Linked DNA regions of Homo sapiens: regions 2 and 3 are each linked to region 1. Evidence: chromatin loops called from intact Hi-C (ENCODE). Cell type or tissue: psoas muscle. All regions are shown on one strand. Links, peaks and the distances in the headings refer to the core of each region. The heading gives the core; the rest is flanking DNA. Region 1 overlaps LOC124906004 (a long non-coding RNA gene). Region 2 has its middle 11 kb from the start of LINC01118. Region 3 holds the start of LINC01118 (long intergenic non-protein coding RNA 1118).

Region 1 (10,762 bases), core at 1,239-9,238:
CATCTATTCATCCATCTATCCATCCACCCATCCACCCACCCACCCACCTACCTACTCACCCATCTATCCATCCATCTACATATCCACCCAATATATGCCTAATTTCCTCTAAGCCTTAAATATATTGCAGAAGTTCCAAAAAAGTGTACATTCTGGTATATGTGTGTGGATGTGGGAATAGCGGGGGAGTTCCCTGCCCTCCATCCTATTCCCCAATGTCTACCCTTTGGCTGAGGGACTTTTCTTAGAGTAGTCCCTGTCACTGCCCTGGCCACCCCCGCCAGCAACATGTTCCCAGGCTCTGCCCCCACCTCACTGCTCTCAGCCGACTCCCTCGTTGATGCTGGCAGTCCTGGTTCCCTTGACTTTCCTTTGTTTATTTTGGAAGGCCTGGTCATTTAGCGGCAGGCACTGCAGTCATTTGGTTCCAGCTGTTTCCCTCGGGCCTGGCTGGTGGATGGTCTGTGCTGGAGACAGCTGGCCTGAGTCGGGGGAAGTCAGGGCCCTGCGGGACAGAGACCAGCAGTAGCTCTTGGACATGCTTAAAGGACAGTAGCCTATTGTGGGAGAATTGACTGGGGCGGGCTTGGCTCCAGCTACCCCTTGTGGCCTTTGAGGGTCACAAGATATTTCTGAGGCACTCTGCTTTCTTCTGCCTACAGCCTGTAGCCCACCCAGCCCAGGCGGACACTGTGTGTGTGTGTGTGTGTGTGTGTGTGTGGTGTGGTGTGTGTGTATGCGTGTTTGTATGTGTGTGGTGTGTATGTATATGTGTGTGTATGTATGTGAATGTGTGTATGTGTGGTGTGTGTGTATCTGTGTGGTGTGTGTGGTATGTGTATGTGTGTGGTGTGTATGTGTTGTGGTGTGTGTGAGTGGTGAGTATATGTGTATGTGTGTGGTGTGTGTATTGTGTATGTGTGTGATGTGTGTGCATGTGTGTGTGGTGTGCGTGTATGTGTGAGTGTGTGTATGTCTGTATGTGTGGTGTATATGTGTATGGTGTGTGGTGTATGTGTGGTGTGTATGTGTGTGGTGTGTATGTATGGTGTGTGGTGTGTGTGGTGTATATGGTGTGTGGTATGTGTGTGGTATGTATGTATGGTGTGTGTATGTGTGTGTGGGTGTGGTGTTGGCACTGGCATGTGAATGTATGTGTGGTGTGTCTGTGTATGTGTGTGTGTGAGTGTGTGTATGTGTATGTGGTGTGTATGTATGTGGTGTGTATGTACGGTGTATAGTGTGTGGTGTGTATGGCGTGTATGTGTGTGTGTGGTGTTGGCAGAGGCATGTGAATGTATGTGTGGTGTGTCTGTGTATGTGTGTGTGTGTGTGGCATGTGTATGTGTGTGGTGTGTATGTGTGGTGTGTATGTGTGTGTGTGTATGTGTTTGTGGTGTGTATGTGTGATGTGTGTATGTGTGTGGTGTGTGGTGTGCGTGGACTGTGTGTGTGGTGTGTATGTGTGTATGTGTGTGGTGTGTGTATATGTGTGTGATGTGTATGTGTGTGTATGTGGTGTGTCTGTGTATGTGTGTGTGCATCTATGTGTGTATGTGTGTGGTGTATATGTGGTATGTGTGTGGTGTGTGTGGTGTATGTGTATGTGTGTGGTGTGTCTGGTATGTGTGTGGTGTGTATGCGTGTATGCGTGTGGTGTATGTGTGGTGTGTGTGTGGTGTGTGCGTAATGTATGTGGTGTGTGTGTGGTGTGTGCATGTGTGTGTGTGGTGTGTGTGTATGGGTATGTGGTGTGTGTGGTGTGTATGTGTGTGAGTGGGTGTGTGTGGAGTGGGTGTGTGTGAGTGCGTGTGTGTGGAGTGGGTGTGTGTGGGTGTGTGTGGTGTGGGTGTGTGGGCGTGGGTGTGGTGTGTGTGAGTGGGTGTGTGTGGTGGGTGTGTGGTGTGTATGTGTGTGAGTGGGTGTGTGTGTGGTGTGTATGTGTGTGAGTGGGTGTGTGTGGTGTGTGTGTGTGTGAGAGTTTGTGCACGCGCGTGTCTGGGGGACATCAGGAAACTCTCCAAGAGAATCTTTTCTCCAAGAGAATCTTGGCAATGGGTTTTTTTAAAATTTAAAAAACCCTCCATTTGTTTATTAAATAGGTAAAATATCGCCAAGGTAGAAAATACTGATAAGGAATCTTAAAATCTCTCTGATTCCACCATCTAGCAGTGCCTGGGCTAACACAGGGCACACTCTCCTCTAAGGCACTAGTGTGGCTACCGCGCGGGGACCTGGCTGGGTGGAGGAAGGAGTGAGGCTGGAAGACGGGAGTTGGGGCCAGATGGTTCTGTGTCATAGATGGAGAGACAGAAGCCACATGGAGAAAGAGCATGAACCTTGTCCTCAGACGAGGTCAGAGCCTAACTCTGGCCACTCCTTAGCTCTGTGACCTTGGACAAATTACTCAACTTCTCTAAGCGTTCACTCGCTCATCTGAATGAGAACAATCATGTCTACCTTGCAGGACTGAATGAGAGCAGACCTATCTTGTGCCTGACATGTGGTAGAATCTGTTCAATAGATGTCAGTCCCTCCCCAGGAAGTTTGGATTTTCTCCTGCGAAGCTATATTTTAAGCAGCAGAGGGCAATGTTTATTTCTTATGACGGATGAATTGACTCCTTTAAAAGCATTTGCAGGATCATAGAGGCCAGTGCTGGTGCAGGTGTGAGGGAATGTGCACTCTTATAGGCTCCTGGAGAGGGAGGCGTTTCACTGGTACAATCTTTTCTTGGTGGTTAGGTATTGTCAAATACATTTACAAGAGCCCGAGAGTTTCACTGGTACAGTCTTTTCTTGGTGGTTAGGTATTGTCAAATACATTTAGAAGAGCCCAAGAGTTTCACTGGTACAGTCTTTTCTTGGTGGTTAGGTATTGTCAAATACATTTAGAAGAGCCCAAGAATTTCACTGGTACAGTCTTTTCTTGGTGGTTAGGTATTGTCAAATACATTTAGAAGAGCCCGAGAGTTTCACTGGTACAGTCTTTTCTTGGTGGTTAGGTATTGCCAAATACATTTAGAAGAGCCCAAGAGTTTCACTGGTACAGTCTTTTCTTGGTGGTTAGGTATTGTCAAATACATTTAGAAGAGCCCGAGAGTTTCACTGGTACAGTCTTTTCTTGGTGGTTAGGTATTGTCAAATACATTTAGAAGAGCCCGAGAGTTTCACTGGTACAGTCTTTTCTTGGTGGTTAGGTATTGCCAAATACATTTAGAAGAGCCCAAGAGTTTCACTGGTACAGTCTTTTCTTGGTGGTTAGGTATTGTCAAATACATTTAGAAGAGCCCATTGGTTAGGACTGAGCCCCTGTGCTAGGATGGGACAGACCAAACCAAAATGGAGTCACTCGTGCTGAAGCTCCACCCCAGAAAGCCAAAAATAAGTTGTTTATCTGACCTTCCCAGAAATCAGGAGAGTGAAAGATAGTAGCCAGATTGCCAAACAAGCCTCTGTTTTAACCCTATAAGGAGAGTAACTTTAAAATGACCGAGATCCACTTTTTGTTCACTGTGTCTCCTTTCCTCAGCCCTTTTCTGTCTATAAAGCCAGTCTCCTCTGTTCAGCTGTTTTGAACACTCATTCCAGAAGAGGTGTTGCCAGATTCATGAATTGCAAATAAAAAACAATGAAGATCTTTAAACTAGATTTGATGTAATTTTATCTTTTTTTTTTTTTTTTTTTTTTTTTTGAGACAGTCTCACACTGTCACCCAGGCTGGAGTGCAGTAGCATGTTCTAGGCTCACTGCAACCTCTGCCTCCCCGGTTCAAGTGATTCTTGTGCTTCAGCCTCCTGAGTAGCTACGATTACAGGCTCACACCACGATGACTGGCTAATTTTTAGTGGAGATGGGTTTTCACCATGTTGTCCAAGCTTGTCTCAAACTCCTGGCCTCAAGCACTCTGCTCGCCTTGGCCTCACAAAGGGCTGGGATTACAGGCATGAGCCTCTGCACCTGGCCTAATTTTGTCTTTTGACAGTGTTATGCATCAGAAAACTTTTTAAAAAAATGTCTACCCTTTAGTCCAGCAATGCCACTGTAAATAACTTATCCAGTAGAGACGATCAGTCCAGACGCATTTACAACACTATTCATTCATAGCGTTGTTTCAACGCAAAAATGACAAATAAGATAAATATCCAACAACAGGGCACATGCATCCAGCTCTGACACAACCTTACCATGGAAACACAACTGGTCATAAATGTCAATGTACCAGTAACTAGTATGTACCAGTAATGTACAGCTAGGTTTATTAACATGAAAACTGTAAAATGTTATTGAATGAAAATAGGTCACAAAAGAAAGGATGTACAGTATGATTTCATATTTGTAAAAAGTTGTATGTACCCGCGTTGTATAAAAATTTTTGGAAGGTTTCCAAGGCCCTCATCCCTGGTTTAAGAGACACCCTCGATTCTTTAAACTAAAGAATGCCAGCCATAGAGGACTTTGGTCACTGGTAGCCAAACATGTCACAAGCAATTCAGAAACTAGCCCCTCTGCCTGCAGCATTCGAGTTCCCCAGAAGGCATCCCGGCCGCAACATCACTGGAGTAGAAAGCAGATGCCTTCCTGCCTCAGTTTATCCAGGATAGGGTCGGGAAAGCATGTGAAGGAGACCAGCTATTCTTTACCTCATAAACCGAGGGGAATTCAGGCTTCCACAGAGACAGGAGAGACCAAGATTAAGCCTGGCTCTTTCCTCCTAAAAAGAAGAGAAAGAGACAAGGTCAAAACTGGCCGTAGGACACAGCTGTTTGGATTCATCAGTCCCCAGGCATTTATGAGCACCATTATGTGCGATGCATTTTGCTAAGTGTAGAAAGGTCACAGAGCCAGAGTTCTTGTCCTTAGGGAGCTCATTCTAGGGGGAAACAAAAATAACCTTGACGTGACTGGTAAGAAAAGAGGGAGGTGACCCAGAGGGGGAAGAGGTGCCCTCCGTGGGGAAATAGAGGAAGGCCTCACTGAGGAGGTAACCCCTGAGCTGATCTTGAAGGATGCAGACAGGACGGGGGATGGATGTTAAAACGGGACAAATGGCATGGACAGAGGAAGAGGCTGCCCGCTCAGTTTCTCTGGGTGTCTGGGCATCTAGACATTCATTCTGTCTCACAGCAGCACTTTTCTGCTTCCAGCTCGCAGAGTGGGGAAAACAGCCACCCAGAGCCCTCCATTTACATGGCTTCCAGCCAGCGCAGTTGGTCCAAGGCTGGAATTGTAGTCCCAATTCCAATTTTCCATGTCTAATGCCCACTCCTGGCCTTGTAAATTGTGGCCAGGTGAGGTAGACACTGTATGGACAAGATCCAGAAGTCTCTGTGGCTCTAACCAAGAGGGCTGGTGGGTGGAGGGCATTTCCCAGGGAAAAAGAGTGGAGTGGGGTGCTGAGTGGACAGCCCCTAAATCTCCATGCAACCTCAAAGGGATGATTCCAACCAGAAACTGATGCCTATACAGCCCATGTGCCCTGTTATCTTTGACACACAAGCTTCTGATTGAAGGACAGTAATTATTACCCCAAATGTGTTAGGAAATAGTAATCTCCCAGATATAGGCTGTCCCATGTGCACTTTGGGCTGCAGGCCCAAGCACATGTGTGTATGTACACACACATATACACACACATACGTGCATACACATGTGCACGCACCAGTCCACACACCCAGAGCAAGAGGAGGAACTCAACTCCTCCTGCAGTCTGCCTGCATCTGCGAAGGATCACCAGCACAAACAATGCAGGGTGACTCATCGCCTGTGACTAACAGGCCTGCGGCTCCTCAGGTCCTCATGGCAAATGTCTCATCATTGTCCTTTTAAACCTTCAATGATGGGGGTCTCCCTAACCTGGCCTCCACCTCCAACCCAGAGGAGCCTGGAGGGAGAGAGCTCATTCAGTTAGGAGGGGAGGGGAGAGCTTAGAGGAATTCACCAGATCTGTGCAATGGGGTGGTGGTGGGGGTGTTACTTTATGAGATGATTTACTGAACATGTGCTGCAACACAGCACTCTTCACTGGAAATTCAGAACAGGGGATAATTTCCCCACAATCTATTTCCTGGCATCTTTTCAGAAATCCATGGATGGTGCAAAGTAAGATTGGAGTGTTGAGGGGGAGGAATGTCTCAGGGGGAGCAGAAACTGCCAGTTTAAAAGCGATCATCAGCTGGATGCGGTAGCTCACGCCTGTAATCCCAGCACTTTGTAGTCCCAAAACCATTGCCCTGCCAGTGGTTTTGGTGAGCATGTCCACCAGGAGATGGGCCTGTCCAGGGTCCCAGTTGTGGAGCTGGGAAAGCAACTATTTATTCAACAAAGGACGAACAGGAAGACCAATGTAACTGAGGATGAGAAGGAGGAATGGGAGACAGATTCAAATGATCCATGAAAGCCATCCTAGAGGCCTGCTATAGTTGGGATGTGATTTGTGCTCACCAAATCTTATGTTGAAATTTGATCCCCCATGTGGTGTTGGGAGGTAGGGCCTAGTGGGAGATGTTTGGGTCTTGAGGATAGAGCTCTCAAGAATGGCTTGGTGCTGTTCCCAAGGCAATAAGTGAGTTCTCACTCTGATGAGAGCAGATTAGTTCCTGGAAGAGTGGGCTATTACAAAACCAGGATCCCCCTCAGGCTTTGCCTTTTCAGATATGTCCACCTCCCCTTTGACCTTCCACCATGTTGTGATGCAGCACAAAATCCCTTACAAGGAGCTGAGCAAATGCTAGATGCTAGCCCCATGCTTATTGAACTTCCCAGCCTGCAGAACCAAGAGCCAAATAAACCTCTTTTCCTTGTAAATTATCCAGCTTCAGGTATTCCTTTATAGTAACACTAAACAGCCTGTGAATGCTTAGGAGTGAGAACTCCAGGAGAAAGACTACTTCCTACCAGTCTTAGCAGGTTAGGATCAAAAGCTTTTCTAATTTGAATGAAAATTAGGAGAAAATATGAACTTCTTCTGAACTTCAAGCTTGTCAAGGGAGATCCTGGTTGCTCACGTAATGCATCACATAGGACAGGCCAGGTTATGCTAAGTCACAAACAGCTTTAGAAAATCTTACTGATTCAAAACAACAAAGGTTTCTTTTTTGCTCACAATGACATGTTCATCACAGATCTTCAGGTGCTCAGCCTGTCCTAGTCAGCCAGAGGGCCAAGCAGCTATTATGTGGCACTTGGACAATTGTCATGGAAAAGAGTATGCTGACTTTAAAAGTTTCCACCTGGAAGCAACACTCATCCTTTCCGCTCATGTGGCAAGTCACATGGCGCGGCCTAACTTCAAGTGGGCAGGGAGTAACCCCTTTCAAGAGCCCAGAGGAGGGAGGGCTGGAGTATTTGTGAACAGCCCTAATAACTTGCGTGCTTAACCAGAGCACATGGCGTGCAGCAGATTCCTGGTACAGACTCTATTGACCTCAGGAATTCCGAGAAGGGAGACAGCATCATGGCTAGATTCAGGGAAATCTTCCTGGAGGAGGTGAAGTCTGAGGTTAACTTTGAAGGACAGTGCAGCTTTAGACCTATTAGATAAGGAAGATGGGCCAGAGGGAACAGCCTGAGACAGTAGATTTGGAAGGAGACCAGGTCTGGAGGCCATAGTAGTTCCTTACTTACATCTTCTCCCAACCGTGGTCTCTTTCAGGCTCCAGGACTCATGCTGGGAGGGCAGAAGGAAAAGACTGGGCTGAGGCCAAGCAGAGATGAAAGTTGTTTTCGAGTATTAACCTGATCAGGAAAGGAGAGTTGGTGGAGACCCCTCAACATCCTCGGCCGCAGGCCCATCACACCCATACTCATCTCCGGAGGAGTTCCAGTTCAGAGAGGAGGTCTAGCCAGACTGGCAGCTGTGCTGTTCTGTCCCTCACTGACTTTTTCCTCCAGCAGATGGGCCCCAGGGCCCCACTGTCAGGCCATCCCCAGAACGAAATAAAAGCATTTTTATGAGAGAAAGAGACAGAGGGGGAAATGAGTGCTAGGTTTCTCTGCTAGTCACTCACCCAGAAAAAGCACCAACTGGGGGTCTTAATATAGTCCTATGGACTGAGTACTGAAGATAGAAGGAAAGACAAGGCCTTGCTTGGGGATGTCCTGGTGTGGAGGAGATGTGGTCCTTCCCTTTGAGATATCCTCAGGCAATGCCTTCAGGGTATTCTCGGTCTTAAAGGGAAGATAGAACTTCTCTGCATCCTGTTTCTCATCCTTCATAGCAATTAATTGAAATTGGCAACAGGAACCCAAGATGGTCTGGGAGCAGGTGTTAGGAGGACTTCACACTCCTCCCAACTGGGGCCACTCACAAGAGAAGCCTTAGACTTGGTCTATCTAACTGCCGGGTTATTGCAAGGAATAAATGAGCTCTTTGATAAGAGAGTGCTAAACAACAAAAACAACATTAGTAATAGATCATTCAAAAGCCAGGGCCTGCAGGTTGGACGGCTTGATGTCAAGGCCCTGAGGATGGTTAAGGACTAGACTCCCCACTTTCCCTACAAGTGGCCGCCCAGTACTGCCCTGGTGATGGGTAGTCTTCCGTGGGGCCAGCTCCTGGGGGATAAAAGAGGAGCCACAGGGCAGAGGGGAGGAATAAAAGAATGGAGTGGGATGGCTGAGGTGGGCAGGATGAGGATGGGTAGGAAGCGCAGGAACTGGAAGAGAATAGGGCAAAGCGCCTCCTGGGGTTGAGAATGGGAGAGGGCCCAACAGTTGGTTCTAGGGTGGGTAGGAGATGAATCACAGTTCTGGGATGAGGGGGTAGAAGTCTGGTATATTGACCAGGGGGAGGACTTGTGGCAGGAGATGGAAATTGCGGTGAGCTGTGTGAGTTTCAGATACACAGGGACAGCCAAAGGCAAGAGTGAAGACGGTCACAGCCTGGAGCAGAAGGCTGGCCTTCCCCAGGCTCAGATTCTGATGCCCCCACCCCTCTGCCTCTGAGTCAGGCTCACAAGCCCCGTGGGAAGCTGTGGATGCTTCTGAGGCACCAGAGGGGCTGGGTACTGCTGAGGAGGGGAAGGTGGGGCTGGGAAGCAGGCAGGGGCTTAGAGCAGGAACAGAGATGGGCTCCAGGGACTGGGCAGTGAGCTCCATGGTCTCTCTGTGGACCAATATCAGGGCCAGGTTTTCACCCTTCCTAGAGCTACGTGTCCAGGAGCAAAGAGCTGCTTGGATCTTCCTCGGAGCGGTGCATGTGCTAAGAGGAGGAATAGAATGGCTTCTGCCATCAAAACTGTCCCCCTTCCTTCTCTCATCCAGTCAGCACTGGATGCACCTTGGGCGGAGGAGTTCAGTGATGCTCACCTGGGATCCAGCCAGGAGAGGGCGTGGTCTTCACCCCTGCATGGACCCCTAGGTGGCCAAAGATCAGGACTCTAGTGCTCAGACTTCAAAAGTGAGCACAAAGGCATATAATAATAATGATAATAATAATAATAGCAACACATTCTTATCTTGTGCTTGGCACTGCTCAAAGGACTTTGCAGCTGGAATCCCACCACAACCCTGCTATTGCCACCTATGTTTTATAGATGGGGAACTGGGCACAGAGAGGTGAAGGAATTTGCCCCAGGTCCCAGGGCAGGAAGGGGAGCAGCTGGATTCCAACCCAGACAGCCCAGCTTGTGGGCCTGTGCTCCAACTGGACATGGACTGATCTGCTGGAGGGTTTCCGTTACAGCCAGCAAGTCCTTCACTCAGAAGATACTGCCAAACTCGGGGCTGGGCGCTGCTGGGGCTCTGGGATCAGTGCCCTGGAGTCCTGGGCTTAGGAGTTGGGGGAGGCCAGCCAGGCAAAGGGGCCCTGGGGGTCTGAGGCAGGCAGGTCAGCTGAGCAGGGCTTCAGGGTGCAGAGGGAGGGGCAAGATATGGGCACAGGCATGGAGTAGGGGCAAGGAAAGAGTAGGAGGGAAGAAGGGAGGGGGACTCTCCAGACAGCAGATGAGTGAATTGGGAGAGCTGAGGGTGAGGGTTAAAACGACAGCAAATGCAGGCCTCATCTGGTCTATAAACAAATAAAATTGGAGCCACAGTGGGGCACAAACAATGTCCTGGAGACAGAACAAGTCGCCACATGCCCTGAGTGAGGCTGGAAGAGGGTGGGCTTCGGAGCTGCTCCTGGCAGACGCCTTGCTGGGCCACAGTGTCAGAGACTCAGAACATGTGCTAAGTTCCAAAGAAGAAGAAAATCCCCTAGCCCATGGGCTGCCTGGAGTTGGGGACGCTGGAAGGGGGAGAGAAGGACCTCCTCAAACTCGGGCAGGCTCTGACCTTCAGTGAGGACTCAGGAGTCTGCAGGGACACTGTCCAGGAGGCACACAGGGAGCTTGGCCTAGGAGGCCAGAAACGGGGGGTTCAGGTCTGGCCCTGCTCCTGCCTGTGAGGGACCTTGGGTAGTTCACAGCCTCTCTAAGCCTCATTGGTGACATGGGCACATGGACTATAACTATTGCTATTATCAGAATTACTCTCATCAGTAGAGAGCCTTCCGGGGAGCCCTGCTCAGGCATCTGGGCTCCTTCTGGCCTCTGTGGGCAGGACCACCCCTGACACCCCTGACACCCCTGTCTACAGCAGGGCTTCTCAACCTTGGCACTGGTGACATTTTGGGCTGGAGGCTTCTTTGTTTTGAGGGCTGTCCTGTGCATTTCAGGAAGCAGAATCCCCAGCTTCTACCCATTAGATGCCAGTAGCACCCCATCATGAAAACCAAAATCCTCTCAAGACTTTGTCAAAGGTGCCCCCTGTTGAGAGCCATG
Region 2 (10,762 bases), core at 1,809-9,808, 69 kb after region 1:
AGTTTATTATATAGCATTATAAGTGAAGTCATGGATAAATAAATTTACCATATTTAGCATTCTGAGTGGAATAATAATTCTATTAGCAATTGTTATCTGGGAAAAACAAGACAAAGCAAGACAAATCATGTGTGTGGAGTGACCACTACAGGTCATCTGTGATTTGAGTCCCCTATCCTTCAGCAGCAGGTGGCCTGCTCTCTCTAACTCTCAACTGTGCCCTGATCTCTTGCTTGGCTGGTGTGCCCTGAGTTCAGAACTGGCAGGTAAAATTTTATTTCCTCTTTTTATTTAAAAAATAAAATCATTTAAAATGCATATAACATATGCATAGTTTAAAGCAGAACTCTAAAGCAAATATTAGCTGCGCATGGTGGCTCACACCTGTAATCCCAGTACTTTGGGAGGCCAAGGCAGCAGGATTACTTGAGCCCAGTGGTTCACAACCAGCCTGGGCAACATAGCAAGATCCCATCTCTACAAAACATAAAAAAATTAGTCGGGCATGGTGGCACATGCCAGTGGTACCAGCTACTTGGGAGGTTGAGACTGGAGGATCACCTGAGCCCAGGAGCTGGATGCTGCAGTGAACCATGATCATGCCACTGCACTCCAGCCTAGGCAACAGAGTGAAACCCTGTCTCTAAAATAAATAAATAAATAAGTAAATAAATAAATAAATAAAGCAAATATTTTTGTAACCACCCGTGAGATAAATAAATAGACTAGAACATCACTAGTACCTGTGAAGTTCCCCACCAGCAACACCCCAGGTCCTTCCTCAGTCAAATCTCCCTTCCTTCTCCTAGAGGTAACACTATCCTGACTTTTCTGTTAATCAGAAAAAGTCTGATTGAACCTTGCTTTCCTTTATGGTTTTACCATTTATGTATGCACCCTAAACAGTACTACAGTGAATGACAAATGCCATTTGTAAGAGAAAAATGCTGAATATCTGCAAATTCATACAGCTTCATATAGTTTAACCTACTCGTCTATTTTTAAACTTGGAAATAAATGTACTGTATGCATTCTTTGATGATTTGCTTCATTTGGTGGACATAGCTATAGTTTCATTGTATATATTTTCACTGCTGAGATTTCATATAGCATACAAGCTCACAGTTAATGCATTTTATGGCTGATGGACATTTGAGTTGTTCTCAGTGTTTGGTCCTTACTGATGTTGTTGTTGTAAAGCTTTCTTGTCTCCTGGTGCGCACATGCATGGGTTGCCCTAAGATATTTATCTAGGAATAAAATTGCTGGATGACATGGTCTTCAACATGACTAGATCAAGTCCAGTTGCTTTCCACATTGGCTGTACCAATTTATACTCCCAGAGGCATCTGCATCCTTGTCATCTCTTGGTATTACAGACTTAATTTTTCCAATCTGGGGGGTACAAAATGGTATCTTATTGTGGTTTACATTTTATCTCCCAGATTATTAATGAAGTTGAGCTTTTTGTTTGTTTCTTCACCATTTGGATTTCCACTTTTCAGACTTGTCTGTTCAAGTCTGTTACCTTTAAAAAATTGGTTTTTTTCCCCTTGATTTTTAGTTCTTTCTGTGTTCTGGATATTAGTCCTTCATTGCTTATATGTGTAGTTCCAGTTTGTGGTTTGTTTTCATCTCTTTATAGTCCCTCCTTGATCTCTCTCTCTCTCAAAAATAATTTATGATAAAATTCCAAACATATACAAAAGTAGATAGAATAATATGATGAATCTCCTTGTACCTATCACTCAGCTTCAACAATTATAATTTCATGGACAATCTCGTTTCACTTATACCTTTTCAACTTCTGCTCCTCTAGCTTTATTCAGGTGATCCACTCACCTCAGCCTCCCAAAGTGCTGAGATTACAGGCTTGAGCCACCACACCTAGCTACTTCTTTACTTTTATATCTCATTCAAGAACTCTTGTTCTGAGAGCACAAAGGTATGTGCTTCTCTCTCTTTTTTTAAAAGGTTTGTAGTTTTACGTTTCACATTTAGCTCTTTATTCCAAATTAAAGAGATTTTAGTATGTGGTGTGAAATAGAGATTCAATTTTTTTCCCCCTATAGCTCTTTTTTTCCCTCCCCGGAATAATTTCTTAAAAAGTCTTTTCCCCACTCCCCTGTAATCTGCAGTCAGTCATATTGATCAAGTATCCATATATGTGTGGGTCTGCTCATGGCTCTCTCTTCTGTTTTATTGATCTATTTCTCTATGCCTGTGCTAATGTCACACTTTCTTAATTACTATGCCTTTATAATAAGTCATGATATCTGGCAGGGCAATTCCATCACCTTCTTTTTCTTATAATTATTGCATTTTCATATGAGTTTTATAATAAGCTTACCAAATTCTACATGCAAAAATGTGTTGGGATTTTGATTGTGATGCATTGAATCTACATATAAATTTGGAGAAAATGGCATATTTACAATATAGACTCATTCATCCATAAATATAGTAAGTCTCTGCATTTATTAATGCATTCTTTAATGTCTCCCAATAAAATTTAATATTTTATACAAAATTAGCATACATTTTGTTAGACTTATTCATAAATACTTCATTTGTGTTGCAAGTATAAATGATCACTTTAAAATTTTTTATTTTCTCAATGTTTACTGTTCACATATTGAAATAAACTCAAGTTTATTTGCATGTTAACTTTATACCCAGCAATTGTGCTAAACTCTTTTACTTGGTCTAATAACTTGGATTTTCTATTTACACAATAATGTTGTCTCTACATATTTAACATTTTGTCTCTTTTTCCCCAAACTTAAGCCTTAACTTGCTTGCTTGCTTGCTTTCTCACTCTCTCTTTCTTTCTCCCTCCCTCCCTCCCCCCTTCCTTCTTTCCTTCCTTCCTTCCCTCCTCCCTTCTTCTTTTCTCCTCCTCCTTCTTCTCCCAATAATATTGTCTATACATATTTAAAGTTTTTTCTCTTTTTTTCCCAAACTTAAGACTTAATTTTTTTCTTTCTTTCCTCCTCCTCCTCTTTCTTCTTCTTTTGAGGCAGTCATTCTATTGCTCAGGCTGGAGTGCAGTGGCACAATTGTGGCTCAGTGCAGCCTTGATCGCCCAGGCTCAAATGATCCTCCCACCTCAGCCTCCCGAGTAGCTGATACAACAGGTGTGTGACACCACACCTGCCTACTTTTTTTTTTTTCAGACAGAGCCTCTATGCGTTGCCCAGGCTGATCTCAAACTCCTAGGCTCAAGTGATCCTCCTGCCTTAACCTCCCAAAGTGCTGGGATTATAAGCATGAGCCACTGTACCCAGCCTTCTCTTTCTTTCTCTCTTTCTTTTCCTTCCTTCCTTCCTTCCCTCCCTCCCTCCCTCTCTTCTTTCTTTCTTTCTTTCTTTCTTTCTTTCTTTCTTTCTTTCTTTCTTTCTTCTTTTTCTTTCTTTCTTCCTTTTTTTGAGACGGAGTCTCACTCTGTTGCTCAGGCTGGAGTGCAGTGACATGGTCTTTGCTCACTGAAACCTCCGTCTCCTGGATTCAAGTGATTCTTCTGCCTCAGCCCACTTAGTAGTTGGGATTACAGGTGCGTGCCACCACAGCTGGCTAATTTTTGTATTTTTAGTAGTGATAGGGTCTCATCATGTTGGCCAGGCTGGTCTTGAACTCCTGACCTCAGGTGATCCACCCACCTTGGCCTCCCAAAGTGCTGGGATTACAGGTGTGAGCCACCATGACTGGTCCTTTTCTTTCTTTATTGAAATGGGTAGGATTTCTCGTACAATATTAATAGAAGTAGTGATAGTAACCATGCATTTTTTTCTCCACCTCAAAGTCTCGTTCGACGAGATGATCTCTTTCCAATGCAAAGATCTTGATTTTCCTCACAATCATCTTCTTTCTGGCTCAAGCAACTACCCACAGCCTTCTAGAGTGAGACTAAGAATCATAATTTATATCCAGACTTTACATTCTTGAGACAAGGTCTGGCACTACTGCCCAGGCTGGAGTGCACTGGCACAATCTAAGCTCACTGCAACCTCCACCTCCTCGGCTCAAGGCTTCCACCCACCTCAGCCTCCCGAGTAGTAACTACAGGCGCAGACCACCATGCCTGGCTAATTTTTGTATTTTTCATAGAGACAGGGTTTCACCATGTTGTCCAGGTTGGTCTTGAACTCATGAGTTCAAGCGATCTTCCCATCTCAGCCTCCCAAAGTGCTGGGATTATGGGCATGAACCACCCAGCTATATCCAGACTGTTGATAGTTGCATATCTCTAGCCTGAATGTAGAAGATCCTGGAGTCTGATCTCTTCTCCAATATTTTGTATTTGTTGAGTCATTTCCTCTCAAAACTCCCAAGCCATTTCTGCTTCATAGTTTGAATCATAACTAATAGTCAAAAAAAAAATTGTGATGGTTGAGAGGTTGGCTGTGCCCATATCCCTTTTTGAAGCTCTCTCTGCCCTTCTTCAGGGTGAGAGAGATGGACTGTGCCTTTGTTCCCACATCCTAGCACTGGCTGAAAGAAGCGACATGTGCTATGCTACGCCATTGTCTCTGGGGTGTCTAAGTTGCATCCAGATGTAAGAACACCAGATACAGCACAACTAGACTCACCAAGATCAGGCCCTTTCACCAGGGAAGTGCCTAATGTTCTGGCCTACTTTTATTGAGGGTTGATAGAACAAACAGCTATTGGAAGAAGGTTTGCCAAATAAATATTTGAGATGGTGTTCATCGTGTTGTTCGATGTTCCCTACATAAGGATTCATATAATATATTGTGTTGGAATTAAGTGTCAGTATAGTTAGTCTCTCCTGTTGAACTAACATATGTCTGCAATGGGATTAATACTTTCTGGAATTGTCTTTAGATACATTTTCATGTCCTGTAAACCTTGTTGTTCTGGAGTTTCTTGTACATTGGGGTAATGTCTGAGTCTCAGACAGAAAGCTAGATGTCGAGAGAGTCAAGGTTTACTAAATTCCTTTGACCCTCTTTTAGCACATCAAGAGGTAGGCCTGACTGACTACATTTTAGAAGATGATGAAGGAAAGTTTATCTCTCTATCCTCATAGACTATGGGAAGGGGAAGGGGGATAGGGAGAGAACAGGTAGATCAGGCACCAGAGCTCTTCTCTGCCACTACCATTATTACCTTCCCCACCTTCCCCACCAGTGTGTCAGGGCACAACCTAGAAAGTTGGGAGCTTTTAAACACATGCTTTTAAAGCATGTCTGAAGGCCGCAGGGAGCGTCTGGGCTGGAGGCACCCTTCTCCAGGTACGCTGGGTCCAGGAGAAGCACCCACATGAAGGCCTGGAGGTAGCGCAGGAAGTAGGAGGTAGGGGAGCCTGAGACAGCACCTGAGCAGGTGTTGAGAGTGCCAGCAGAAAGGCAGAGGCCTGGTGACAGGACTGAGTGACCACTAGGAAAGCTGGCAGGGACCATGGGCTCCAGCGACAGCTCCTGGCACAGCGCCCCAGAAAGCAAGATGGGGCCATCCCATCATAGCAGTCATGAGCTCAAGGAGCAGGCTGTGAAGATCCAGGCAATGCCACGGGAACCCAGGGGCCTCCCTCCTGGGCTGTGCAAGACTCTGATAGGAATCACCTGCCACACGGGGATTCAGCAGCCAGAGAGAGCAGTCTCCAAAAGGCTGACATTTACGTGAGTGAGCCAAGTTATCTATGAAAGACAATTTTGATTACTAAATCAAGCTTGAAATTTACCAAATTGGATACAATTTAGGATTTTACCCGCCTGCTTCCCAGTGAAACTGATAAGAAGACATTCATTATAAAGAAAATTTTAGCCAGGTGTAGTGGCATGTAAGCTACTCGGGAGGCAGAGGCAGGCAGATCACTTGAGCCCAGGAGTTTTAGTCCAACCTGGGCAACACATCAAGAACCCATCGCTAAAAAAAAAAAAAAAGAAAGAAAATTGTAAAAGTTACACTTTTTCCCCACAATTGCATTGTAGTGTGAGTAAATGTTTCCCCACTGCACATCCTTTTTATGAAACTAAGATTTATCTCATTGTGGCCTCTTTTCAGCTGCAGAGCTGACTCGCATGTTACATTCAGTGACAACAAATGTTCTTGCACAAGTGTGGAAGGGGCACAAGAGTTGGAGTTTGGCTGGCCTGGGTTTGTGGCCTGGGCTGGATTGTGACTTTTGTAGACTCCAGGCACTTTTATAGTTGTGGACTCCCTCCTCCATTAAAAAATTAAATATATGTTACTATTGTGTTGGCATAAAGACGAATCTATTAATATCATATATTAAAACATTTTTTCAACCTCAATGTTCTCTTCTCTTCTTCTGATTTTAAAAGAAATTTTAAAACATTTTAGTGGGCCCCTAAGAGTATCCTGGGCCCTGCGCCTATTGGAGAAGTCAGCCCTGCTTGCACCTTTGCCTGCCCTGGACATGCCTCTTTGCTTGTCTTCCTCATCTGTAAAATGGGGTTGCTGGACTAAATGATGGAGTGCATTCAAGGACACGGCACCTGGGGTAAATAAATGTGGGTTTCCTTTCTTCATCTCCATGGACTTGATTTTCTATTTCTATTTTCGTGATCTTGCGGCATATGTGGTTTTCATTGTGAGTCACCTTCAAAATTCTCTTTGGAAGTAGGTGGGGTATAAATTATAAATAAAAATTCCTTTTTACTTCCTCAGCACTTAGCACAATGCCGAGCTTTATATTCCCAATCCTTGTTTGTTGACTGTGCCGGTAAATGGCTCTCTCCCGGCCAACCTCCGCCCACCACCCTGTCCCACCCCGGCCTGACTGCTCTTGGAGGAGGCATCCTTTCTGTCTTTCTTTGGCCTCTTCTCTCTCCCTCAGAATTCTTCTTTCCTTAGTGGCCTGTGCTCAGCTGGCTGTCAGAGTGAGGAAGGTGCCCACTAAATGTCACACGGTGAGCTGGGTAATATTGCCACAGCCCCACGAGGCAGGGTGTGTGCCCTGCTCCACCCCGGAGGATGCTGTGGCTCAGCGAGGAATTGGCTCCACACGTGGTGGGACTGGGATTTGAACCCAGGCCTGTCTGGCCAGGCAGTGGCATGGTGTGTTAAGCCTCCATGGTTTGCAGTTTCCAGCAATCTGAGGGGATTTCTTGGCACTGTTCAAATCAAACCCTACTGGAAAACGTGGAGGTCCCTCGAGGTGTGTGTTCAGCTTTGTCACCGTCCCTCAGGCCCCACCATTCACCCAGCTGGAAGTTTGTGCTGAAACTCTCTTCCTAAATATTAGAGGGGAGCAGTGCCACAAGCAAGCGGGGAGGAACCGGGAGCCACACAGCTCATGCTGGAGATTCAGTGGTATGTCCATCAAGAGGGTGGCTACCAAACACATTTCCTTTATTGGCCGGACTTTAGAGTGCTCAGCTCCAGGACTTTAAAACGGCACCAGAGTGTTCAATGAGCTTGTATATGTGAGGCACTTACAACAGCGCCTGGCATACGTGTTGGCTGGAGCCGAACCGAATGCACCGAATCATTCAGCGCACATTGAGCACCTACTGGGCTGCGTGCTGGGAAGATACACATGAATAAAACATCTTCCCACTTATTCAAGAGAAGGCAAAATAAAAATTGCCCCGCGATGGGATAGAATCTGCAATTAAAAAGAAGAGCATGTGCAAGTTTATTTATGTCCTATTACACAAGCTCCTCCATTCTCCACCCCCACCCCCACCCTCTCAATCTGTCGCATTCAGGGATCTGGGGCTCTGAGCATTTGCTTGAATTAAACAGATTCAATGGCATGTCAGGGTTGGGAGGAGAAATGGAGAAGGTGGAAGAATGAGATGGAGCGATTAGTTAAAAAGAGAGATGTTGGTAGTCAATGCACAGATGCCTCCTCCTGGAGAGGAGAGGAGGTCAGACAGACCTGGAATGTTCCCTTGGGAACAATCATATTATTAATAACTGTGATAACGATGCGTGCTACTGAGTGCTCCCAGTGCCAGGCGCTGCTCTAAGCCTTCACACAGATGAGCGTATTTAATTCTCCCAATCCCCTAAGGAGGCAGCTTCTATCATAAACCCCATATTAGAGCCCAGAGGCTCAGCAGGGGGCAGTGACTTGACCAAGGGCACCACCGCCAAGAGGCAGCCTCCTGCCTGGAGGCTGCACTTGTCCTGTGGCCTTCACACAGGTGCCTGTGACATTGTGAGACAGGTGAGGTCAGGGTGCGGTATACAATACCACTGCAGACTAGTTGGAGTTTAGAGCAGAAAGCAGGAGGTCGGACTGGTGGAGTTTGAATCCTGGCCCACCATGACCAACTCTGTGACCTCGGCCAATGTCTTTCTATGTCTCTGTTTTCTTATAAGTGAAATGAAGATTGAGGATGGTGATGACGACACCACCTCCTGGAGTGGTTGTAAGGCTTTAACACAACTGTGCACACATAGGGTTTAGCAGGGCCTGCCCAGACGAGCAGGATACATGGCAGGCATCCCTGAGCTCATGATTTGTCCCTAGGAGAGCTCGCCCTGCCATCATCCAGGCAGATGAGCTCAGGCTTCCAGGCTTCTGCACTCACAGATGAGGGGGCGAGCTCAGGACAGGCAGTGGGAACCACAGGGGGAGAAATGCTAATGAGAAGTGACCCCACCCATGGAGCCTGTCCCCAAACTGATGAGCATGTTGGGAAATGTGCCCAAGTGTGGCAGGAAATGCCTGTGGAAATGCCTTGGACAGGGGCAGCCGATGACTGGCCACGGGGACACTGGAGGACATCGCCTGGCCTCTGCCTCCAAGCAGGGCACCGTCTGGCTGGGGACAGAAGCCTCTTCACACGAACCAATGAGTGGCCCAGGCGGGGTCTTCCCAAGGGTCACCTGCAGCGTGTGGTTCTGGCCATCGGAAAGAAGAGTGACCAGTGAGCCGTGGGCTGGGAGCCTGTATGGGCAGAAGGCCAAGGGGCTGTAGGAGGTGGCATGTGTGTGGGATGCTGTGACTCAGCCACTCACCCCAAGGACTAGCTTCAGGTCTGCTTGCCCCACCTTCACTTTTGACCAGGCATTTCTGATTTTCTCTCCTTTTCCTCTTTTTGATGAGGGACAGCTCTGTTGTCATAAGTGAGGCACAGCCAAGGCCAAGGTCTTCCTTTCCAGAGCTGTTCTGGGCTGGGCCGACTCTGCTATTTGAATGTACAGGGCTCATTCTACAGTATGCCAATAAATGTGCCCATGAAAAAGAAGACCTTTAGAGATGTGCTCATGCAGATGATTCTATCCCACCTGTCACAGAGGGAGGCACAGCAACCATCTGCTAGATTCTCTATTCCCACCCCACCCCTTACATTTTTAACCACATATTTTCACAGTTTGCCTTACTTATTTAAATCTGTTATTTAGAAAGACACATGTATTGCTAAGTAAAGAAACGGCAGCTTTTGCCCATTGAAGCCCGTTCTTCCCATATTCTGTAGCTGGCTGGGGTCCGCTGAGAGACCCTTATATGTGCAAGCCTGGGTGTCCTTTAACCAGGCTGGATTTAGGACTGAATCCACTCCGGATTATCGAGTGCTCTGTACTAGAAGGGGAGGAGAGCTGACACTTAATGTGACTTATCTTTCAGAGTAACAGTGAGACCCCAATCTCTTGGTCTCTACTGTAGTGGATGTGGATCCCTCCTTTAACCCGGAGACAATACTGTATGTCCAAATGCTATGCTCTTGAAGTCATGCTGCATGGCCAGACCATTGAGTCAGTTATTTGGCACCTACTGTATGCCACACATTGTGTGCCAGGCACTGGCAATGCCTTGGGACGAGATGAAGTCCCCACCCTCATGGAACTGACACTTTTGTGGGGAGAGAAGAGCTAGAAAGCCCAACACGGACAAATTGTGTTAAGTGCCCTGAAAGGAACAAACTGTGATAGAGAATGGAGAACAGCAAAGAGGACCGGGGGAAGGAGGGCCCACAGAAGAGTGATGTGGAAGCCAGGCCCTAGCCGGGGAGAGGCAGGAAGAACTCAACACGTGCAGAGGGAAGGCGAGGCGAGTGCAGTCCGGGAGGAGAGAGACCTTCACATTACCTGGGAAGCAGGAGAAGAATCTGGCCCTGAGCCTCCTCTCTACCTCCTACCTGCAAGCCCCGGGGTCCCCCTGGCCTTCTCTGTCTTTGCAGCTCCTTAGAGTGGGAAGGACCAGGCCTTGTGCCTCTGCCCATGGCCAACAGAGCTCCCTAGAGAGCCTGGGCTGCCCGCTCACCCAGTAGTTCCGGGCCATGCCAGAGCCTGCACCTGGCCAGAGGCCCAAGGAGTTCTGACACCTCCCCCAGCCCACACGACTCCCGCCCCACCACACCCCACTCGAGTAACAGAGCTTGCAGCGTCACAGCCACTGCTGCCATCTCTTTGGGCCTCTGGTCACCTCCACACAGCCTCATCACCCTGATCATTGCTGCTGCAGCTACAAGGCACCACTCACTGCCCTGCCACGCCTTCAGCCTTCAGCACGCTGTCAGGAATATGCTACTGCCTATTCCCCTTCTTTCTGGTGACATCTGGTGACTTCTTTGATATCTCTTCAAATGCTGCTCCCTTCTATACCCCTCTCCCACACTTTCCTGCCTCCTTCCCCTCTGTTCCTGGCACTTCACTATAAGGCTTACTTACCCTGCTGTTAGCTATTTGAGTCTCTCCCCGGCTTCCCAAGGGCAAGGTCTGAATCACTTTTATACTTGCAGTCCCAGGAGCTGATGCAGAGAGTAAATCATCAATACAGCTTTGTTGAATAAATTCTTCGTGTGCCACTTAGAATAATAAT
Region 3 (10,762 bases), core at 999-8,998, 57 kb after region 1:
GATATTATAAGATCTCACACCACCTCTGCAGGGTCTTGAATTAGGGGGCTCTGTCACTTCTATTGTCCCTCTCAGGAAGACAGCACCCATCCCACACTTGCTTGCCAGGCCTTGGCCAGAGGAAGGCAGCCCTGTTCCCGGGTCCCCTATCCCACATCAACCACAAGGCAGGGGTCAAGACTCCCCAGGAAGAACCCAGGCAGAGTTTGGAGGATCTAGATTTCTCTAGGAGGACAGGGGCGTGAGACCCCCCAGGACAGACCGAAGTGGGGGACTGGCATGTTCCTGAGGCTTCACGGGAAGGAAATTCCCCAGATAATTTCCGCCCTTCGTTTTAGAATCACCCCTCCTCATCAGGGAGCTTTCTCTTGTGTCTGATCTCAGTCCTCGCTGCTGGAACTGAAGTCCTGCTCCATGCTGAGGCTGGTGCTAGTTGCTCTGGGGGCACAAGCAATGGAGATATTTTTGTTAAGCACTTACTCTGATTAACTCATTTACTTTTCCCAATGATCTCATGAGATAGGTCCTATTTTTATCTTCATTGCACAGGAGAATCTCAAGGAGGTTAAGGGACTGGCTTAAAATCACACAGCTAGTAAGTAGGTCAGCCTCTGGCCTGCCCTACTCCAGGACCCGAGCCCTGAACCACAGTCTGATGCCGTGGACCTGCTTTCAAGCAGCTTACAGTCTAGTTGGGTCTGTGAGACCATTGAAGAATCCCAGCAGAGGCAGGTAGTCCAGAGTGTGTGGCCCAGGAACCTAGATGAAGGAGGGACACTGGGGAGGAGGCAGCCAGCCCCAGGCCTTGCTCCTGGCTCCCCATGCTCCCCTGGGAGGATGCTCATATCCTGTATTTCTGCCTTCACCCTCCCCAGGTGTGATCTCACTCCTCCTCTCCTTGGAGGCCCCAGAAAAGTGGCTATTGTTTCCTGCCACACAGAGAGCTTGGGGACCCATGAGACCCCTCTCACTCTGTCGGGGGCAGCTCAGGTTCCTGGCAGTGATAGGGTTGGGTGGTGCCCTTCAGCCTCCCAACTGCACCTTTTGTATGTATTTTTCCTTCCAGAAGGGTCTGCACTAGGAATGTAGATGAAGGACCCCTGCTGGAGTCCTTCCACTTTCCCATCTCCTGTTTCCCTACCCCCTACTTCTGGTATTCCCTGCTCTTTGGATGGGGCAGAACGGGGCAGAGCAAGTGATATCAGGAGAGCCCAGCCAGTGTCCTGCTGTCTTAAGCTCTCAGTGGCAAGTGGAGATAGAGATACAAAAAGCCCTTCAAAAAAATCAATGAATCCAGGAGTTGGTTTTTTGAAAAGATCAACAAAATTGATAGACCGCTAACAAGATTAATAAAGAAGAAAAGAGAGAAGAATCAAATAGACGCAATAAAAAATGATAAAGGAGATATCACCACCGATCCCACAGAAATACTAACTACCATCAGAGAATACTATAAACACTTCTACGCAAATAAACTAGAAAATCTAGAAGAAATGGATAAATTCTTCAACACATACACCCTCCCAAGACTAAACAAGGAAGAAGTTGAATCCCTGAATAGACCAATAATAGGCTCTGAAATTGAGGCAATAATTAATAGCTTACCAACCAAAAAAAGTCCAGGACCAGACGGATTCACAGCTGAATTCTACCAGAGGTACAAGGAGGAGCTGGTACCATTCCTTCTGAAACTATTCCAATCAATACAAAAAGAGGGAATCCTCCCTTACTCATTTTATGAGGCCAGCATCATCCTGATACCAAAGCCTGGCAGAAACAACAAAAAAAAAGAGAATTTTAGACCAATATCCCTGATGAACATTGATGCAAAAATCCTCAATAAAATTCTGGCAAACCAAATCTAGCAGCACATCAAAAAGCTTATCCACCATGATCAAGTGGGCTTCATCCCTGGGATGCAAGGCTGGTTCAACATATGCAAATCAATAAACGTAATCCGGCATATAAACAGAACCAAATACAAAAACCACATGATTATCTCAATAGATGCAGAAAAGGCCTTTGACAAAATTCAACAGCCCTTCATGCTAAAAACTCTCAATAAATTAGGTATTGATGGGACGTATCTCAAAATAATAAGAGCTATTTATGACAACCCCACAGCCAATATCATACTGAATGGGCAAAAACTGGAAGCATTCCCTTTGAAAACTGGCACAAGACAGGGATGCCCTCTCTCACCACTCCTATTCAACATAGTGTTGGAAGTTCTGGCCAGGGCAGTCGGGCAGGAGAAAGAAATAAAGGGTATTCAATTAGGAAAAGAGGAAGTCAAATTGTCCCTGTTTGCAGATGACATGATTGTATATCTAGAAAACCCCATCGTCTCAGCCCAAAATCTCCTTAAGCTGATAAGCAACTTCAGCAAAGTCTCAGGATACAAAATCAATGTACAAAAATCACAAGCATTCTTACACACCAATAACAGACAAACAGAGAACCAAATCATGAGTGAACTCCCATTCACAATTGCTTCAAAGAGAATAAAATACCTAGGAATCCAACTTACAAGGGATCTGAAGGACCTCTTCAAGGAGACTATAAACCACTGCTCAGTGAAATAAAAGGGGATACAAACAAACGGAAGAACATTCCATGCTCATGGATAGGAAGAATCAATATCGTGAAAATGGCCATACTGCCCAAGGTAATTTATAGATTCAATGCTATCCCCATCAGGCTACCAATGCCTTTCTTCACAGAATTGGAGAAAACTACTTTAAAGTTCATATGGAACCAAAAAAGAGCCCGCATTGCCAAGTCAATCCTAAGTCAAAAGAACAAAGCTGGAGGCATCACGCTACCTGTCTTCAAACTATACTACAAGGCTACAGTAACCAAAACAGCATGGTACTGGTACCAAAACAGAGATATAGAGCAATGGAACAGAACAGAGCCCTCAGAAATAATACCACACATCTACAACTATCTGATCTTTGAAACTCTCAATGTGCTCAAAAAGGAGTGTTTGAGGATCCAGTAGGAAATGGCTGTGGAAGCTCTACTAGCTCTAAGTGGTTCTGCCTGGTTTGGCTTCCCTCATTCTAGGCTTACTCAATTTTTTTTTTTTTTTTTGGATAGAGTTTTGCTCTTTTACCTAGGCTGGAGTGAAGTGGCACGATCTCGGCTCACTGCAACTTCCACCCCCTGGGTTCAAGCGATTCTCCTGCCTAAGTCTCCCGAGTAGCTGGGCTTATAGGCGCCCACCACCATGCCCAGTTAATTTTTTTTATTTTTATTTTTAGTAAAGATGGGGTTTCACCATGTTGGCCAGGCTAGTCTCGAACTCCTGACCTCAGGTGATCCACTTGCCTTGGCCTCCCACAGTGCTAGGATTATAGGTGTGAGCCTGGCCGACTTACTCAATTATTGCAGCCTCCAAAGCTTGGCTCAAGTCCACTGCCTCCAGGAAGATGTCTCTGACTACACAAGTCTGAACCAAGTTCTCAGCCTGAAGGGGTTATTGTCCACACTTAGTGATATAAGGCTGTTTTCCATCAGCGCTAGAGAGCCATGGGGACACCAGGCAACCCAATAATGACCACAGGCTGGAATCTGCCATGGTGCCCCACAGCACCAGGCCCCATACAAGCTCAGGCCTGCTCTGCTCAGAACTTCTCTGCTTTAGGACTTGGTGGTTTTCCATGTGCTTTACCTGGGATCACCAGATATGGGGGAATCTCTTAACTCCCAGGGAGACGGTTTGAGAAGAGATCTTTGTTATTCTCACCACACTGGTGAGGAAACTAAGGAAGGACCTGGGCAAGGTCACGGAACTGGTTTATGGATTGCAGAGTCAGGACTTGACCTGGGTTCTGATGCTCCCAATACACCCCAGGCTGCCACATTTGCCCAGGGCCTGAAGAAAGCCACACACAACACAAGTGTGTGCACCTGGGGCTCATTAGACCTCTCAGTGGGCTTTTGCCTTTTCTTTGCTTCACCAATTCCTCCTCCTGGCATTCCCGACCTCTCCCAGAACCCTCCCACAGCCCTACAGGGAGCCAGGCAGAGACAGTGATGGCTGGAACAGACCCTGCACACTACATACATGGGGATCCAGGCCACAGCGGGTGGGGCTTTGCTCTTGGCAGGACAAACAGTCCTGGTTCCGAAAGGCCCCAGAGGCCAGGACAGAGTTTTAAATAGCCAGTGTCAGGCCGATTGTGAGGCTCGGTTTAAATTAGCTGTCAGGGCTCCATTGAATCAGGTTTAATTGTTGATTGGTGCTGAAATGATGAATGAGATGTGGCTTTAAATAGGAAGCATAAGTGTTTCAACCTCACCCTGGGCTGGAACTGCAGGCATGATCTGGTGTCCTCTTATTCAAAGAGTTCCCTGGAGGAGGAGAGGCAAGAGGAGGAGCAGAATGAGCGGCCTGGGCTGGCCCGGGTTGCTGCACCTGTTTCTGGGTGGTCTAGTGTTCCAGGACAGATATAAGGATCACCTGATGGAGGCTCAGGGAAATAAGGTCTCAATAATTCAATCAAGCGATCCTTCTTCAACCCATCTGTCCACCATTTTCCTTATCATCCTTTGACCAAGGTGCTTATTCCCATCTGTGCCTTTGCAGGGGTCCCCAGACCAATCTTCCTAGAGTTGACAGAGGAAGTGGGGGGACAAGGCAGAGAGGAAAAGTCCACCATTCTTGGGAGGTCCTGCATTTAGACCTCACTCTGTCCCTCATCAACTGCATGGCTTTGAGAAGTCATATGAGCTCTCTGAGCCTCAGTTTCCATATCTGTAAACTAAGACAAAGCTTGCCCTACCTCCCTCCTGCAAGGAGCTGTTGAGGGATCAAGAAGGCTAAGGCAGGGAAGGAGCTCTGAAAACTGTGATCGCGGCACTACTGATGACTGATCAGCGCCTCCCCTGCCTGGCCCTGGGCCAAGCTGGGGTGACTGGAGGGTGAAGTGTGAATGGGAAGAGGGAGACCCCAATGTGCCTTTTGCAGCCCATGGGCTCCCCTCACCGACACCCAACAGGTCACCGCCTACTCAGTGGTGGTTTTTCACCTTCCCCAGGGTTGCTGGACAGTTCCAGTGCTCTGGGCCAGGGCCGGGTTCCCCACCCACCCTTCTCACCTGAGACCTGCCTGGTGAGTTCCCCCAGCTGCATCTTCCATCTCCAGCTTCCTCTCACCCTCACCTGGAGCCAAGTAGGGCAGTCAGAAGAGAGGGCAAGAGAAGCCCCACAGAGCCAGGGTTGTAACCGCCAGTCTTCTTGGTAGAGGAAGCTGGAGGGCTGATTTCTGGATTTGCCTCTCAAAGCTGGAAGAATGGCAGCAGGTGGGAACCAAGGACCAGCCCCTGGTGAGGGAAAGCTGGGTAGCTTCGAGAAGGCACTGTAAGCCTCCACAATGGTGTTTCTGGGGCTCAGGGCTGCAGTGGCTGCTGCTAGTAACACCCTCCCGAGAGGGTCAGGGAGTAGCCCTCATACCCATGTCAGCTGGCTCCTGCCACCCCTGGCTACACCAGACTCAGCAGAGTCCTCTTCATTAAGAAGGCAACTGTCCTAAAATGCCACATTCCTCATGATGTCACTCCCAGAGTTGGTCAGCAGCCCCCCATGGCCTGTGGGGTGGCGCCCAAGCCCCTGAGCTCACCTGTGACAGTCCTCATGGTCAGCTCCACCTGTGGGTTTCCCCTCTCCTCTTGTACTTTCAGCGGCAGAAAGGTGCACTGAGCGGACATGGGATTCCACACTGGAGTCCAAGCTCACATGTCTTGTTTTTGTTTTTTGAGACAGGGTCTCGCTCTGTCACAGGCTCGCCTTGTCTTGTCTCTGCTCCCTCACTAGCTGTCATCTGGCCCCAGCCTCCTCACCTGCTGGCGTGAGGAATATTTACCTGCTCCAGAGCAGGGCTATGAGGGGTTGGGAGGAGTTGGGAGATGGCCCCAGGACAGCAGCACGAGGTGCACCTGAGGAGCTCAGGAGGGGCGTGTTCAATTTCCTTCCTCACCTTGCAGGCTTGGTGGGATTGTTCCAGGAAAGAATCTACAGGGGAAAATGTGCTTCTGAAAACTTTTAAGAACTACACAAATTCTAGCCTCAGGAGCCCCCTTCTCCTGGATTTCAAGCAAAGGGGCCTGTGCACTCCAATAGGGCCTCCCAGCTGAGGTGTGGGCCACCTTCCTCCCTCTCCCAACATCCTCCGATTCCCGCCCATTTCTCTCCCACCCTCCAGGTCAGTGGCCTTGGGTTCCCTGTGGACACTAGCAGTCCTTTCCGCACCTGCACACCTTCTCTGCTCTCTGTCTTTGAGATGCGTGCCATTTCGTCTTCTACCCTCAACTGTCTTTTGAGTTTTACCACCTCCAGGATAGGGGATTTGAATCACCCTTGTTATATTGTAAAGGGTGGGAAGACTCCAGCTGACCCCAGGGTGCATGCAGAGGCAAAAAAGAGACAAAACACTTTTCTTTTGGTTTTGTTTTGGTTTTTGGTTTTTGGAGACGGAGTCTCACTCTGTCACCCAGGCTGGAGTGCAGTGGCATGATCTCGGCTCACTGCAACCTCCACCTCCCAGGTTCAAGCAATTCTCCCACCTCAGCCTCCCAAGTAGCTGGGATTACAGGCATCCACCACCACACTCGGCTACTTTTTTTGTATTTTTAGTAGAGACAGGGTTTCACCATGTTGGCCAGGCTGGTCTCAAACTCCTGACCTCAAGAGATCCACCTGCCTCAGCCTCCCAAAGTGCTGGGATTACAGGCGTGAGCCACTGCACCTGGCCAACTAAACACTTGTCTATTTGTATGGTTTTTTTTTTTCTCTTTAGCTCAAAAAAGTTTGTTGGGGGTGGGGAGTGGGCTACAGAGGAGATGCTTTTGAAGAGAAAAACATCACAACCCTGAAAATTCTGGTGAAGGACAGAAGGCTCAGGAAACAGGCTCCCCAAAAAGGCAGCCAGGGTGCCAGAGCACGTGACCTGCTTTTCATAGTTTCTGAGCGCTCTCTGCCTGCATCGTTGTGCGTTCCTCCCAGACATGTGAAGTTGGTATTATTGGAATGCCTACTTGCGTTGATGGGGGAAACGAAAGTAGGTATTATAATTCCCACTCCATAGAAAAGGAACCAAGGTTTGGAGAGGTTAAATACTATTGACGATAAAACAACAATAGCTGCCATTGGCTGAGAGCTAATTGTGTGCAGGCTCTGGGGGAAGTGCATTTGAGACATCCTCTCATTGAGTCCCTCAGCCATCTGGCAACGTAGACACCATCGCCCCCATCTGATGGCAACTCAGAGATGTTAAGAAATGAGTCCACATTTAGGAAGTGGCAGGGCTGGTTCTAGGACAGGGGTGGGGCAGCCAAGGGTCATCTGGGGCCATCTTCTCATCTCTGAAGAACAGACATGGCCAAGGGCAGAGCTCTGGCTTTCTTCCCTTTGCCTGGAGTTAGATTTAGGACTTATAGGACCCATAGATGAAAGTGAGAGAGAGGTAGGTTTTAGTTCAACCCCTAAAAACATTTTAGATGAGACTTTCCTTAGAAATAAGGAATACCCAAGGAATTCAAAGTCTGGATGAATCTTCTACCTGGAGTGTTGTAGAAGAGACTCCTCCTGTGCCTGGGACAGACAGGGCTTGGTCTCAGAGCTGGAAGACCATATCCTAGCGCTACCACTGACCTACTCACGTCATGATCTTGAGCCAACTACTTGACCTCTCTGAGCCACAGTTTCCACATTTGTAAAGATGGGAAAGTAAGGCCTTTCCAAAAAGAACGTTGTGTGGATTCTGAAATATGAAATAACAGATGCAAAAGCACTCCTGGCTTGGCCCAGGGTTGGCATCTGATAAATACTGGCTGAATCTGAATCTAAGCCAGGTAGGGGCTGGGATCAGAGGACAGTGACAGTCCCTTGCCACTCTGAGTGTCTATGACTTCCATCACCACACTGGCCATGGGCCCTGCTTATCGTATCTGCCACAGGTAGCCAAATACCCAGGTGAGGATGTCCCCACAGGACTGAGAAGAGATCTGCTAAGAGTATTCAGTTTAACGGCAGCACCATGTCCTTGGTTCAACTTCTTTTTGTGGGGGAGCGTGGAGAGAGGAGGGGAAATTTTATGATCAGTCTGAAGTGGAAAGAAAGCTCTTATCTCATTTCCTTCTCAGAGCTACATGTGATGGCTGTGACTCGGCCGTGGACGTGCTGGGGAGAGTAACGGGAACTGACAGCGGCCTGGGCCACATTCTCTAGTCCTCTTCCCACAGAGGCGTCCAGAGAAGGGGAATCGGGCCCTCTTTGCCGTGCCAAAATAAACTCGCATTGTTTCCAGCTCCATGAGAGGCCTCGAGTGAAGCAGCCTTTGCCAAACCCTAAAAGGAAGGAAGGCTGAGCGGGGGGAGGGAGGGGTCCCTGGATCGGGGGATGCACCCACCACCTCGCTTTCTCCTGACTTTCTGAAAACTCCATGTGGGCAAGCTCTAAAGCAAATCTCAGAGGGCACTGTGAAAATCTGTGCATTTAGGGGAGAAAGAAAGGACTCGAACTCCCATTTGTTAAGGGTCTACTGTATGGTAGGTACTTTGTTCATTAAGACTCATATTGGTGGGCTGCAGGCGCACGCAGACCAGGGTTCAAATTCTGACCCTGACTCTATTTGCTAACCACGTGACCTGGGCAACAAAGAACTCTGAGCTTCCATTTCTTGCAGGTAAAATGGGGCTGTTATGTAACAGCAATTCTTCAGAGAGGTGTTTTGAAGGTTAAGTCAGGTAATGTGGTAATGTATGTAAAGTTCTCAGCATAGTACAGGGCATATAAATACACTCAGTATACATGAGTTATTATTACTGTTATACAGCTGCTACTCATAATAATATCATCTTAAAACTTTCATGAAAATGCTGAGAGGTAGGTATTGTTAAATAAACATGACAGGTATGGAAAGTGGAGGCTCAAGAGAGGTTGAGGCACTTTTTCAGGGTCTAACAGTTAACGAGCGGTAGGCTCAGGATTCAAACTCAGGTCTGCCCAGCTTGACGGCCATATGTGTTGCACCTGCATCTGAGATGAGGGCTGACTGGGTTTTCTCATACAGATGCCAAGTTGCTCGGAGGCTGGAAAGCTGGAAAACAGCAAAAACAGAGACTGCTGGGCATCACTTTCATGGCCCAACTGCTTCCCAGACTTCATAGGCTCAGCCACCCTCCAGCCGGGCCTGGCTGACCACCAAAGCCTACGGTTCTCCTTGCCAGGCCTCAGGGCTCCTCTGTCTTTCAGCATCCATCTGGAGTGAACGTCTGCAGCGTGGGTCCCGTCTGCACCACTGGTCCCCAGGCCCTGCACAGTTGGCCTCCTGCTCCTGCATGGACAGCTTGTTGGAGCTGAGCCAAAGCAGCCTGGGATTGAAATCCTACCTCTGTCCCTCACTAGCTGGGTGACTCTGGGCATGTTACTTGCTCTCTCTGAGCCTCAGTTTTCTCATCTGTAACTCTGGAGCAAGAGTACCTAGTGAGAATTACGGGAGACAATGAAGATGACAGTAAGTGCTCCGAAGGTGTTAGCTCTCCTTCCTCCCGTTCCCTGCCTCTGGAAGTGGGTGCTCCTGGCTCTCCTGCTCACTCAAGATCATGAGGCTGTGGAGCCCCAGGCCAGGACCTATTTTTCATCCTGATATGTACTCTCTGCATGTCATCCTTAATGAAAAACGAATAACTCATGTGTTCATTTCATTAAATGCTGCCCCCACAAAAGTGTGGGCTTGTGCAATTCTCCAAAGACTGTCAGCTGGAAGATATCTCAGAATTCCTCGTAAATCAAAAGGTTTCATTTTGCTGCCAAGACAGTCAACTCTCTTTGCCTGAATAAGACGGTGGGCGGTGCTGGGCTGGGATGGAATCGGAGACTTGCCTGCTTGTCCGGGCTTTGCCAATTACCCACACAGGAAGGGGGCAGACTGCTTGTGACTCTGGCAGAGAAATGGGTGGGATGGGGTGCTGGATCCTACAGGGTCCTTCCTTCTCCTCCTCCGGTTCTAAAATTCTGGACTTTGAGCTTTCCTTCTCCCTCTGCCTCTCCCAGCCCCCTCCCACTATGCTCCTCCCGCTCTGCTCCACAATCCCTGCCTCTCCAGTCAATCAGGTCAAATCAGCTCAGGGCAGAGTCTGCAGAGAAAAAGCATCTATGCATTCCTGGCAGAGGATGATCTTCTAATGCCCCTTAGCGCAAAAGCAGCCCTCCTTAGGGGTGAAAAGAAGGGCAGCCAAAGTCTGTGTTTCTATTGTGGGGTCCAGGAAGAGTGGGGCATTTGCTCATGGAGCTAAGGATGGATAAATTTAGAAGTAAAAAGAGGGTTCCTCTCCTGCCCCCAGCTTTGGAAAGGACCCCCAAGCCAGCCCAAAGGGGCTTTGTGGTCACCTAGTGGAGCAGATTCCAGGCCACCCAAAGGGGTCTGCACATTGTGGGTGGCAGTGGGGTGGGGAGTGCACAGGGTGAAGGTCCCAGAGGAAATTGGGCCTCTTAAAAACCACAGTCAGAGCTGGTCTCTTGGGGAGGGGAGATGAGGGTTGCAGAATTAAGTTTCAATGTCTTTACTGCTGGGCTGCCCGACTGAGAGTAGGAGACAGATATAGAGGACCCAAAAGATCACTTCTGAGTGCAGGGGTTGGGAAGGAGAAGGAGACAAAAGAAGGACAAGGACAGGAACAGAGAGAGGCGAGGGGACCAAGAGAGAAGTGAGGGGGGCAAGGGGAAGGAAGGGAAAAGGGGGAAAGAGGAAGAGAGA

Evidence for each region. Peaks named below come from ENCODE experiments on the same cell type or tissue, not always from the same donor. Only the 100,000 strongest peaks of a DNase experiment are listed, where the experiment ranks them.
Region 2: a loop joins it to region 1, with 5 times the contacts of the local background. A loop is called at or near these places in 60 of 110 quality-filtered maps.
Region 3: a loop joins it to region 1, with 2.4 times the contacts of the local background. A loop is called at or near these places in 60 of 110 quality-filtered maps.

Annotation. Positions count from the first base shown.
Region 1 is chr2:46,868,794-46,879,555 of GRCh38, reverse strand. It overlaps LOC124906004 (a long non-coding RNA gene), which reads right to left. Exons shown (of 2, transcript XR_007086310.1): 2 at 4,236-4,713. Among named protein-coding and RNA genes, the nearest start is that of MCFD2-AS1, 25 kb to the left of the region's middle. RefSeq lists enhancers at 1-442, 443-943, 5,657-6,156, 7,312-7,606 and a silencer at 7,312-7,606. In psoas muscle, for the core only: a CTCF peak has its summit at 2,583 (motif pointing right); DNase peaks (open chromatin) are centred at 2,267 and 5,745; H3K27ac peaks cover 3,099 bases.
Region 2 is chr2:46,800,297-46,811,058 of GRCh38, reverse strand. No RefSeq gene overlaps it. Among named protein-coding and RNA genes, the nearest start is that of LINC01118, 11 kb to the left of the region's middle. RefSeq lists an enhancer at 7,575-7,869 and a silencer at 7,575-7,869. In psoas muscle, for the core only: no CTCF peak of the experiment used is centred there; no DNase peak of the experiment used is centred there.
Region 3 is chr2:46,811,777-46,822,538 of GRCh38, reverse strand. LINC01118 (long intergenic non-protein coding RNA 1118) reads right to left here and starts at 5,871. Exons shown (of 4, transcript NR_034099.1): 1 at 5,627-5,871; 2 at 5,106-5,291; 3 at 4,308-4,359; 4 at 1-438. RefSeq lists a silencer at 6,349-6,613. In psoas muscle, for the core only: no CTCF peak of the experiment used is centred there; DNase peaks (open chromatin) are centred at 4,088 and 8,208; H3K27ac peaks cover 3,823 bases.